2 separate regions of the Homo sapiens genome follow, and region 2 is linked to region 1. The links are chromatin loops, found by intact Hi-C in ENCODE. Cell type or tissue: Calu3. All regions are shown on one strand. Each heading gives the region's core, and the rest is flanking DNA. Links, peaks and the distances in the headings are about the cores only. Region 1 has its middle 110 kb from the start of AMER1. Region 2 overlaps ZC3H12B (zinc finger CCCH-type containing 12B).

What was found. Peaks named below come from ENCODE experiments on the same cell type or tissue, not always from the same donor. Only the 100,000 strongest peaks of a DNase experiment are listed, where the experiment ranks them.
Region 2: it touches region 1 in a loop (12-fold over the local background); 6 of 110 quality-filtered maps call a loop at or near these places.

The regions. Positions count from the first base shown.
Region 1 is chrX:64,089,797-64,095,189 of GRCh38, forward strand. No RefSeq gene overlaps it. Among named protein-coding and RNA genes, the nearest start is that of AMER1, 110 kb to the right of the region's middle. In Calu3, for the core only: no CTCF peak of the experiment used is centred there; no DNase peak of the experiment used is centred there.
Region 2 is chrX:65,449,695-65,455,087 of GRCh38, forward strand. All of the region lies in intron 5 of ZC3H12B (zinc finger CCCH-type containing 12B), which reads left to right. Among named protein-coding and RNA genes, the nearest start is that of LAS1L, 82 kb to the right of the region's middle. In Calu3, for the core only: no CTCF peak of the experiment used is centred there; a DNase peak (open chromatin) is centred at 2,197.

The DNA.
Region 1 (5,393 bases), core at 127-5,126:
AATAGGAATAGAAAAAGTCAAATTGTCTCTGTTTGCAGATGACAAGATTGTATATTTAGAAAACCCCATGGTCTCAGCCCAAAATCTCCTTAAGCTGATAAGCAACTTCAGCAAAGTCTCAAGATACAAAATCAATGTGCAAAAATCACAAGCGTTCCTATACACTAATAATAGACAGAGAGCAAAATCTTGAGTGAACTCCCATTAAAAATTGCTAAAAAGAGAATAAAATACCTAGGAATCCAACTTACAAGGGATGTGAAGGACCTCTTTAAGGAGAACTACAAACCACTGCTCAAGGAAATAAGAGAGGACACAAATAAATGGAAAAACATTCCATGCTCATGGATAGGAAGAATCAATATCGTGTAAATGGTCATACTGCCCAAAGTAATTTATAGAGTCAATGCTATCCCCATCAAGCTACCATTGACTTTCATCACAGAATTAGAAAAAAGAACTTTAAATTTCATATGGAACCAAAAAAGAGCCTGCATATCCAAGAAAATCCTAAGCAAAAAGAGCAAAGCTGGAAGCATCACGCTACCTGACTTCAAACTATACTACAAGGCTACAATAACCAAAACAGCATGGTACTGGTACCAAAACAGAGATATAGACCAATGGAACAGAACAGACGCCACAGAAATAATACCACACATCTACAATCATCTGATCTTTGACAAACCTGACAAAAACAAGCAATGGGAAAAGGATTCCCTATTTAATATATGGTGTTGGGAAAACTGGCTAGCCATATGCAGAAAACTGAAACTGGATCCCTTCCTTACACCTTATACAAAAATTAGCTCAAGATGGATTAAAGACTTAAACATAATACCTAAAACCATAAAAACCCTAGAAGAAAACCCAGGCAATACCATTCAAGACATAGGCATGGGCAAGGACTTCATGTCTAAAACACCAAAAGCAATGGCAACAAAAGCCAAAATTGACAAATGGAATCTAATTAAACTAAAGACTGTCTTCATAGCAAAAGAAACTATCATCAGAGTGAACAGGCAACCTACAGAATGGGAGAAAATTTTTGCAATCTGTCCATCTAACAAAGGGCTGATATCCAAAATCTACAAATAACAAACTAATTTACAAGAGAAAAACAACCCCATCAAAAAGTGAGTAAAGGATATGAACAGACGCTTCTCAAAAGAAGACATTTATGTGGTCAACAAACATGAAAAAAAGCTCATCATCTCTGGTCATTAGAGAATGCAAATCAAAACCACAATGAGATACCATCTCACACCAGTTAGAATGGCGATCATTAAAAAGTCAGGAAACAACAGATGCTGGAGAGGATGTAGAGAAATAGTAACGCTTTTACGCTGTTGGTGGGAGTGTAAATTAGTTCAACCATTGTGGAAAACAGTGTGGCGATTCCTTAAGGATCTAGAACCAGAAATACCAGTTGACCCAGCAATCCCATTACTGGGTATATACCCAAAGGATTATAAATCATTCTACTATAAAGACGCATGAAGAAGGTTTTTTTTTTTTTCAACACTATTCACAATAGCAAAGACTTGGAATCAACCCAAATGTCCATCAATGATAGACTGGATGAAGAAAATGTGGCACATGTACATCATGGACTACTATGCAGCCATAAAAAAGATGATTTCATGTCCTTTGCAGGGACATGGATAAAGCTGGAAAACATCATTCTCAGCAAACTAACACAACAACAGAAAACCAAACACCGTTCTCACTCATAAGTGGGAACTGAACAATGAGAACACATGGACACAGGGAGGGGAACATCACACACTGGGGCCTTTCAGGGGGTGGGGGCTAGGGGAGGGATAAAATTAGGAGAAATACCTAATGTAGATGATAGGTTGATGGGTGAAGCAAACCACCATGGCACATGTATACCTATGTAACAAAACTGTACATTCTGCACATGCACCCAAGAACTTAAAGTATAATTTAAAAACTACTAGGTATGCAACTGTATACAAAATATTTTATTTAAATCAACTATATTTTTACTTGCAGAAATTCATTTTAAAAGGAAACTATAACACTTTTTTAAGTGGAGAAGCAGCAATATTCCACCATCAAAAGATAAGCATAAAATAAATTTCTAACTTGTAAAAAAATGATCATGGTAGCCACTATAATCATATCCAATGTCACCTCTAGAACCCATGCCACACGTTGGGAAGCATTTAGTTGAGCCCATTGCTTTTTATATGAGGAAATCAAGATTCATAAGGCAAGAGTAATTTGAGCACATCCTCAGTCAGATCTCATATATCCAAGGGCCAAATATATTCCCCCATTTTTTTATCAAAGAGAAGAGACACACAAGAAAGCTGCATATGGTCATGCAAGTTCTCCATAGCACAACTCTAGGACATGCCAGTTACTTGGTGAATGATGTTCCTTGGAGTTGAACAGTGTACAACCTGAACCTGTGTGACCATATGCAAAGTCCCTCAGGACTCAATATTAGGGAAATAAAGCACAGTGATTAAAAGTGCAAGATTTGGAGACAGCTGCTACCCCTCTTCTGGCCCTCACTGTGCTCTTGATAGAAGGTGGTTGCTCTTATTTTGATGCTTACAGGACAGAAAAGCATCAGAAGGGTGAACCTAGAAGGACAATCACTGCTCTCAAGTAATCCATGTTTTTCTTTTGTCTCTCCAAGGATAAAAGATGTGGGGTCTCTATGGAGTAGATACTCCTGGTCTTTCCACACTGAAGATGCAGCAGGGGCATAAGTAAAAATTACAAAACAAGTCATAACTGCAAAGGAAAAACGTACCTTTATAAAGGAAAGGTCACTTCATCAAATGATCAAACATAGCTTCGTTAATAAAACACAAACCAATGTGTGTGTGTGTCTTGATGTGCTGTACAATACTAAATACCAGCATCACCTATGAAGTACTCTTACCAAAAATATTTAATCTAAAGCTATTTATTCCTTTAGACCTAAATTCCAGTTTTACAGAAAATATAGGGGATGGAGGATCAAATTAAATTACACCCTGGGGAAGCAATTAAACAAACCCAGGATGTGGAACATTTATAAGACAATTGATCTGGTCTCGTTAAAATATCAATATCATGTGGGAAAACAGATGAGAGGACCTTCCTAGATTAAAGAGACATAATGAAATACAACTTGAGGACCTTCGTTGGATTCTGCTTCAAAAATTCCATTTTGGGGATCTATTGGGGAAAATTTGAATGTGGATTATATATTAGATAATATTGTGAGTTATTACTAATTTTCTATACCATGGGGATTGTATTACAGTTACGTAGGAAAATGCCCCCATTTTTAAAAGCTGCCTGCTAAAGTATTTAGGGGTAAAGTATCATGTTATCTGCTACTTACTTTCAAATGGCTTGCCAAAACTAAAGAATATACACAAAGTAACATTTCTCAGGAAATCTTTGTGGACTATATGGAAAACTTTAACTGGACGATGCTACAGTTTGGTGGACTTAGCTGTTCAAAAACCCATACCTAAATGGAGCTCAACTTATACCAACAGATGAATGGAAAACAACAATGTGATATCCAAAAGGGATAAAGTGAAATCCTAAGCTTGGATTTAAAAAGAAATCAATTGTATAAATACAGGATGAGGAAGATCTGGCTTAACAGCAAGTCAAGTGCAAAACACAGAATAAAATCCAGGCTCTTCAGGTGACTCAGAGGGGAATTTTAAGCAATGGCCCCGCATGATTTACATACACATCAAGGACTTGGTGAACTTAGTGACTGATCAGACATGGGACGGAAGGAGGGGAAAGGGAAGAGACAAAAGAGGAGCTTGGGCTAAGGAGTCAAACTGCCTGGGTCTTAATTCTGATTCTACCACTTATTAGCAGGCAAACATGAATAAGTCAGTTAACCTCTCTATGCCTCATTTCCTCTATAGTGGAAAAACACACTTGCCTAGAATTGATGGGGCTTAATTCAGTCACTATCTGTCTGGGCCTACCTTTAAATTAGGGAAGCACTAGGTCATCTATACGGCCCTATCAAGCTCCATCTTTCAGTGCCCCTGGAATTCTGCACCTCCTACTTTGAGGCTGGGGCAGAGATTAGTTTAAATGCCTGAGGGGATGCATTCTTGAAGTTGGAAAAACTATCAATTTGCCATAAAGCTCGGCCTGCATTGGTAAAATGTGGTCTCTAGAGGGTGCTCAAAACACAAAAAGTACTCAATTAAAGGTTCTCAGAAAGAGAACCTAATCAGTAGGATTCCTATAAGCAGGAATAAGCAAAGGAGACAGCTATTGTCAAAGAGAAGGCCTAATTGGTGACTGCTGTTCTAGATACATTAGGGCTCTCCCAGAGTACAGTCAAGGGTGGGGTGAGTACTCATTTATCAGCCCCTGTCCTACAGTTTAGCTGTGAGCACAATCCCAATGTTGACAAGAAATGGTACTGAAGTTTTGACATCTCATTTCCCAATAGCTTCCCAGCTGGGTCCAAGTGTTATGTAGGATTTCAGAGACCCTGGGAAGAAGTGATACTGGTGGAAGTATATTCAAAGGTTTCCTCTCCCAAATGAGATTTGGAGGTGGAGGAGGTGAGGGGAATGTGAATAGCCTAAAAGAGAGGACATACAGATACTCAAAAGATTACTCGTTCCTGGACTGGGCTTAAGTGACCATGGAGCCCTCTAGAAAAGGAACTAAGCTAATGAGGCCTAAGTGAGGTCATGAGGCAGAGAGAACTTAAACGTTCTTCCGTGACCTGAGCAGTGAGAGTTTGAGAGTCTGGTTTCTGAGTGGGATGCCCCAGCTTTCTTCCCCATTCCCAAACATGGCAGGCCTCTTTCCTGCTACGAGCAACTCTGACACTCAAACGAGACAATTTCTAAAAATATTATCTGCCGTTTGCCTATTTCCAATCTTTGTAAAGTATAAAATCTTAATCTTTGGGTTTAAGGAGGTGCTCACCCACACACTTTAGCTGGAATCCTTCCCTCATGACCTTCTTCCCCTTTCCTCTACCAAATTAGGGCTCGAAAGGCACAAGGAGAATGAGCTTTCTACTAGAGATCCCTTCCCAGGTCTGATGTCTTGTCTTGTTGTTTTTTTCCTCAGAAATGATTTCATCTGAACATAAATCTCCTCAAGAATGAAGATGGTTATTTCTCTGGGCCTGTTTCTCCATGTCAAAAAAGGAAAAGACCTCAGTGAATTTATGTTAGTGTTAAACCTCTTAAGGAGTCTAAAGACTATTAGCCAAGCTTTTCCTGAGAGCCATTTGGGGAAAGGAAAGAAAGGAAGAGAACATGAGAAGAGCATAGAGGCCTTTAAAGGAGTATTATCACAAAGGGACTCAGCATTCTGGGGGCAGTGCTTACTTACTCTGGCCTTTTGCTGCCTGAATGTGGTGA
Region 2 (5,393 bases), core at 293-5,292, 1.4 Mb after region 1:
TTTTGCAGCATCTTGGATGCAGCTGGAGGCCATTATTCTAAGAGAAGTAACTCAGGAATGAAAAGCCAAATACTGTATGTTCTCACTTATAAGTGGGAGCTAAGCTATGCATACACAAAGGCATATGGAGTGATATAATGGACTTTGGAGACTCAGAAGCATGAGGGTAAGAGGGGACTAACAGATAAAAAACTATATGTTGGGTTCAATTTACACTACTCAGGTGATCAGTGTGCTAAAATCTCAGATTTCACCACCATACAATTCATTCATGTAACCAAAAGCCACTTGTACCCCAAAAGCTATTGAAATAAAAAATATATATTTTTAGGCTGGGCGTGGTAACTCACGCCTGTAATCCCAACACTTTGGGAGGCTGAGGAGGGTAGATCGTGAGGTCAGGAGTTCAAGACCAGCCTGGCCAAGATGGCGAAACCCTGTCTCTACTAAAAATACAAAAATTAGCCGGGCGTGGTTGCAGACACCTGTAATCCCAGCTACTTGGGAGGCTGAGGCAGGAGAATTACTTGAACCGGGAGTTGGAGGTTGCAGTGAGCTGAAATCATGTCACTGCCTTCCAGCCTGGGCGACAGAGCAAGACTTCATCTCAAAAAAAAAATATATATATATATACATATATATGTATATATATGTGTATATATATGTGTGTATATACATATATATATTTATATGTGTATATATATGTATATATATGTGTGTATATACATATATATATTTATATGTGTATATATATACATATATGTATATATATGTGTATATATGTATATGTATACATATGTGTATATATGTATATGTATACATATGTGTATATATGTATATGTATACATATGTGTATATATGTATATGTATACATATGTGTATATATGTATATGTATACATATGTGTATATATGTATATGTATACATATGTGTATATATGTATATGTATACATATGTGTATATATGTATATGTATACATGTGTATATATGTATATGTATACATATGTGTATATATGTATATGTATACATATGTGTATATATGTATATATATATACATATGTGTATATATGTATATGTATACATATGTGTATATATGTATATATATACATATGTGTATATATGTATATATATACATATGTGTATATATGTATATATATACATATGTGTATATATGTATATATATACATATGTGTATATATGTATATATATACATATATACACACACACACATATATATATATACACATACATATATATGTGAAAAGCAATAGTATTAATTCAATTCTTTTGTTCATCCAGGCTGAAGTGCAGTGGTGCGATCTCACCTCACTGCAAGCTCCACCTCCTGGGTTCAAGCGATTCTTCTGCCTCAGCCTCGCAAACAACTGGAATTACAGGCGCATGCCACCATGCCTGGCTAATTTTTTTGTATTTATAGTAGAGATGGGGTTTCACCGTGTTAGCCAAGCTGGTCTTGAACTTCTGACCTCGAGTGAGCCACACACCTCGGTATCCCAAAGTCCTGGGATTACAGGTGTGAGCCACCAAGCCCAGCCTCATTTTTTTGTTTTTGTTTTTGTTTTTTTATAATTTCTATTTCTTTGTTGATATTCTTGATTTGTTCCTTATCATTTAGTTGTGTGTGTTCTCAAGTAGTGTATGGAACTTCTTTTAAGTGATTGCTTTGAATTCTTTGTCAGATAATGCATAAGTCTTCATTTCTTTAGGATCAGTGTCTAGAGATTTATATTGCTATTTTGATTGGGCTATGTTTCTCTGTTTCTTCATGTTCCTTTTTATTTTTTCTTTATTTTTATTTTTATTTTATGTAGATATGGAGGTATCACTATGTTGCTCAGGCTGCTTTTGAACTCAGCCTTAAGTAATCCTTCTGCCTCAGCCTTCCAAAGTGTTTGTATTACAGGCATCAGCCACTGTGCTCAGCCTTTTGTTGTCATTGTTATATATGAAAAAGCAGCTACCTCTTCTAGTCTTTATGGGATGTCTTTGTAAATGGGAAGATCTTTACTAGCTCAGCCTGGTTAGAGATTCTGAGGGCTTCTCACATTTTTAGAAGAGATACATCTTCTCTGGGTTTGTGCGTTTAATTTCCTTATTAGTGAATCTTGCCAGTTTCTTTTTCAGGAGCTTATAGTGTCTTGCTCCCTCTGGTGTTTCACTGGAGTACTGTAGGTTCTCTGGCAGTACAACAAGCCACTGAGCTGCTGCTGCTTTTTTTCTTTATGGAGAGGCTTTATTGATTTGGACATATAGGTGAAATAATGGTTTCAGCGTTGATGGTCAGAGCTAGGTTGAAATGAGATTTCAAAGTAAATCTTGAAGAGCCAGTTGTGGGTCTTTCATAAGGAAAAAGTGAATACTCCAGTGTCAAACTAATGGGATTTCTATTCCCCCTGAGAACTGGAACATGACAAGGTTGCCCACTCTCACCACTTCTATTCAATATAGTACTGGAAGTCCTAGCCAGGGCAATCAGACCAGAGAAAGAAATAAAAGGCATCCAAATCAGTAAAGAGGAAGTCAAACGATCACTGTTTGCTGATGACATGATTGTATACCTAGAAAACCCTAAAGACACCTCCAAAAAGCTGCTAGAACTGATAAATGAATTCAGCAAAGTTTCAGGATACAAAATTAATGTACACATATCATTAGCTATGCTATACATCATCAGCAACCAAGCTGAGAATCAAATCAAGAACACAACCACTTTTACAATAGCTGAAAAAAAAAAAAACACTTGGGAATATACCTAACCAAAGAGGTGATAGACCTCTACAAGGAAAACTACAAAACACTGCTGATAGAAATCATAGATGACACAAACAAATGAAAACACATACTGGCTGGGCGTGGTGGCTCACGCCTGTAATCCCAACACTTTGGGAGGCCGAGGTGGGTGGATCAACTGAGGTCAGGAATTCAAGACCAGCCTGGCCAACATGGTGAAACCCCATCTCTACTAAAAATACAAAAATTTGCCAGGCGTAGTGGTAGGTGCCTGTAATCCCAGCTGCTCGGGAGGCTGAGGCAGGAGAATTGCTTGAACCTGAGTGGTGGAGGTTACAGCAAGCCAAGATAGTGCCATTGCATTCCAGCCTGGGCAACAGAGTGAGACTCCATCTAAACACACACACACACACACACACACACACACACACACACCATGTTCATGGATGGGTAAAATCAATATTGTAAAAATGAACATACTGCTAAAAGCAATCTACAAATTCAATGCAGTTCCCATCAAAATGCCACCATCATTCACAGAACTAGAAAAAACAATCCTAAGGCACAGATGGAACCGAAAAAGAGCCCACATAGCCAATGCAAGACTAAGCAAAAAGATCAAATCTGCTGGAGGCATCACATTATCTGACTTCAAATTATACCATAAGGCCATCATCACCAAAACAGCATGGTACTGGTATAAAAATAGGCACATAGACCAATGGAACAGAATAGAGAACTCAGAAATAAAGCCAAAATAGAAAGTAGAACTACCATTTGATCCAGCAATCCCACTACTCTATATGTATCCAGAGGAAAAGAAGCCATTATATGAAAAAGACAGTTGCACACACATGTTTATAGGCGCACAATTCTCAATTCTCAATTGCAATAATATGGAACCAGCTCAAATGCATATATATATATATATATATATATATATATATATATATATATATAAAATAGAATAGTAATCAGCCATGCAAAGGAACGAGACCAGGTGCGGTTGCTCATGCCTGTAATTCCAGCACTTTGGGAGGCCAGGGCAGGTGGATCACCTGAGATCAGGAGTTCAAGATCGGCCTAGTCAACATGGTGAAACACTTTCTCTACCAAAAAATACAAAAATCATCTGGGTGTGGTGGTGCACGCCTGTAGTCCCAGCTACTCGGGAGGCTGAGGTGGGATAATTGTTTGAACACAGGAGGCAGAGGTTGCAGTGAACCGAGATCATGCCACCGCACTCGAGCCTCGAGCCTAGGTGACAGAGTGAGACCATGTCACACACACACAAAAAGGAATAAAATAATGGCATTTGCAGCAACCTGGATGGAATTAGAAACCATTATTCTCAGTGAAGTAATTCAGTAATGGAAAACCAAACATCATATGTTCTCACTCATAAGTGGGAGCTAAGCTATAACGATGCAAAGGCATAAGAATTATACAATGGACTTTGGGGACTTGGAGGAAAGGATGGGAGGGGGGTGAGAGACAAAAGACTACACATTGGGTACAGTGTACACTGCTCGGGTGATGAGTGCATGAAAAATCTCAGAAAGGGTGGAGCCAAGATGGCCGAATAGGAACAGCTCCAGTCTACAGCACCCAGCGTGAGTGACGCAGAAGACAAATGATTTCTGCATTTCCAAATGAGGTACCAGGTGCATCTCACTGGGGATTGTCAGACAGTGGGTGCAGGACAGTGGGTGCAGTGCACCAAGCCTGAGCTGAAGCAGGGCGAGGCATCACCTCACCTGGGAAGCACAAGGGGTCAGGGAACTCCCTTTCCTAGGGGTGACAGACAGCACCTGGAAAATTGGGTCACTCCCACCCTAATACTGTGCTTTTCCGACGGTCTTAGCAAAGAGCACACCAGGAGATTATATCCCACGCCTGGCTCGGAGGGTCCTACACCCACAGAGCCTCGCTCATTGCTAGCACAGCAGTCTGAGATCAAACTGCAAGGCGGCAGTGAGGCAGGGGGAGGGGCGCCCACCATTGCCGAGGCTTGAGTAGGTAAACAAAGCAGCTGGGAAGCGTGAACTGGGTGGAGCCCACCACAGCTCAAGGAGGCCTGACTGACTCTGTAGACTCCACCTCTGGGGGCAGGGCATAGCCAAATAAAAGGCAGCAGAAACCTCTGCAGACTTAAGTGTCCCTGTCTGACAGCTTGGAAGAGAGTAGTGGTTCTCCAGCACGCAGCTGGAGATCGGAGGATGGACGGACTGCCTCCTCAAGTTGGTCCCAGACCCCCAAGTAGCCTAACTGGGAGGCACACCCCAGTAGGGGCAGACTGACACCTCACATGGCCGGGTACTCCTCTGAGACAAAACTTCCAGAGGAAAGATCAGGCAGCAACATTTGCTGTTCACCAATATCCGCTGTTCTGCAGCCTCCACTGCTGATACCCAGGCAAACAGGGTCTGGAGTGGATTTCCGGCAAACTGCAACACACCTGCAGCTGAGGGTCCTGACTGTTAGAAGGAAAACTAAAAAACAGAAAGGACATCCACACCAAAACCCCACCTGTACATTACCATCATCAAAGACCAAAGTAGATAAAACCACAAAGATGGGGAAAAAACAGAGCAGAAAAATTGAAAATTCTAAAAATCAGAGCACCTCTCCTCCTCCAAAGGA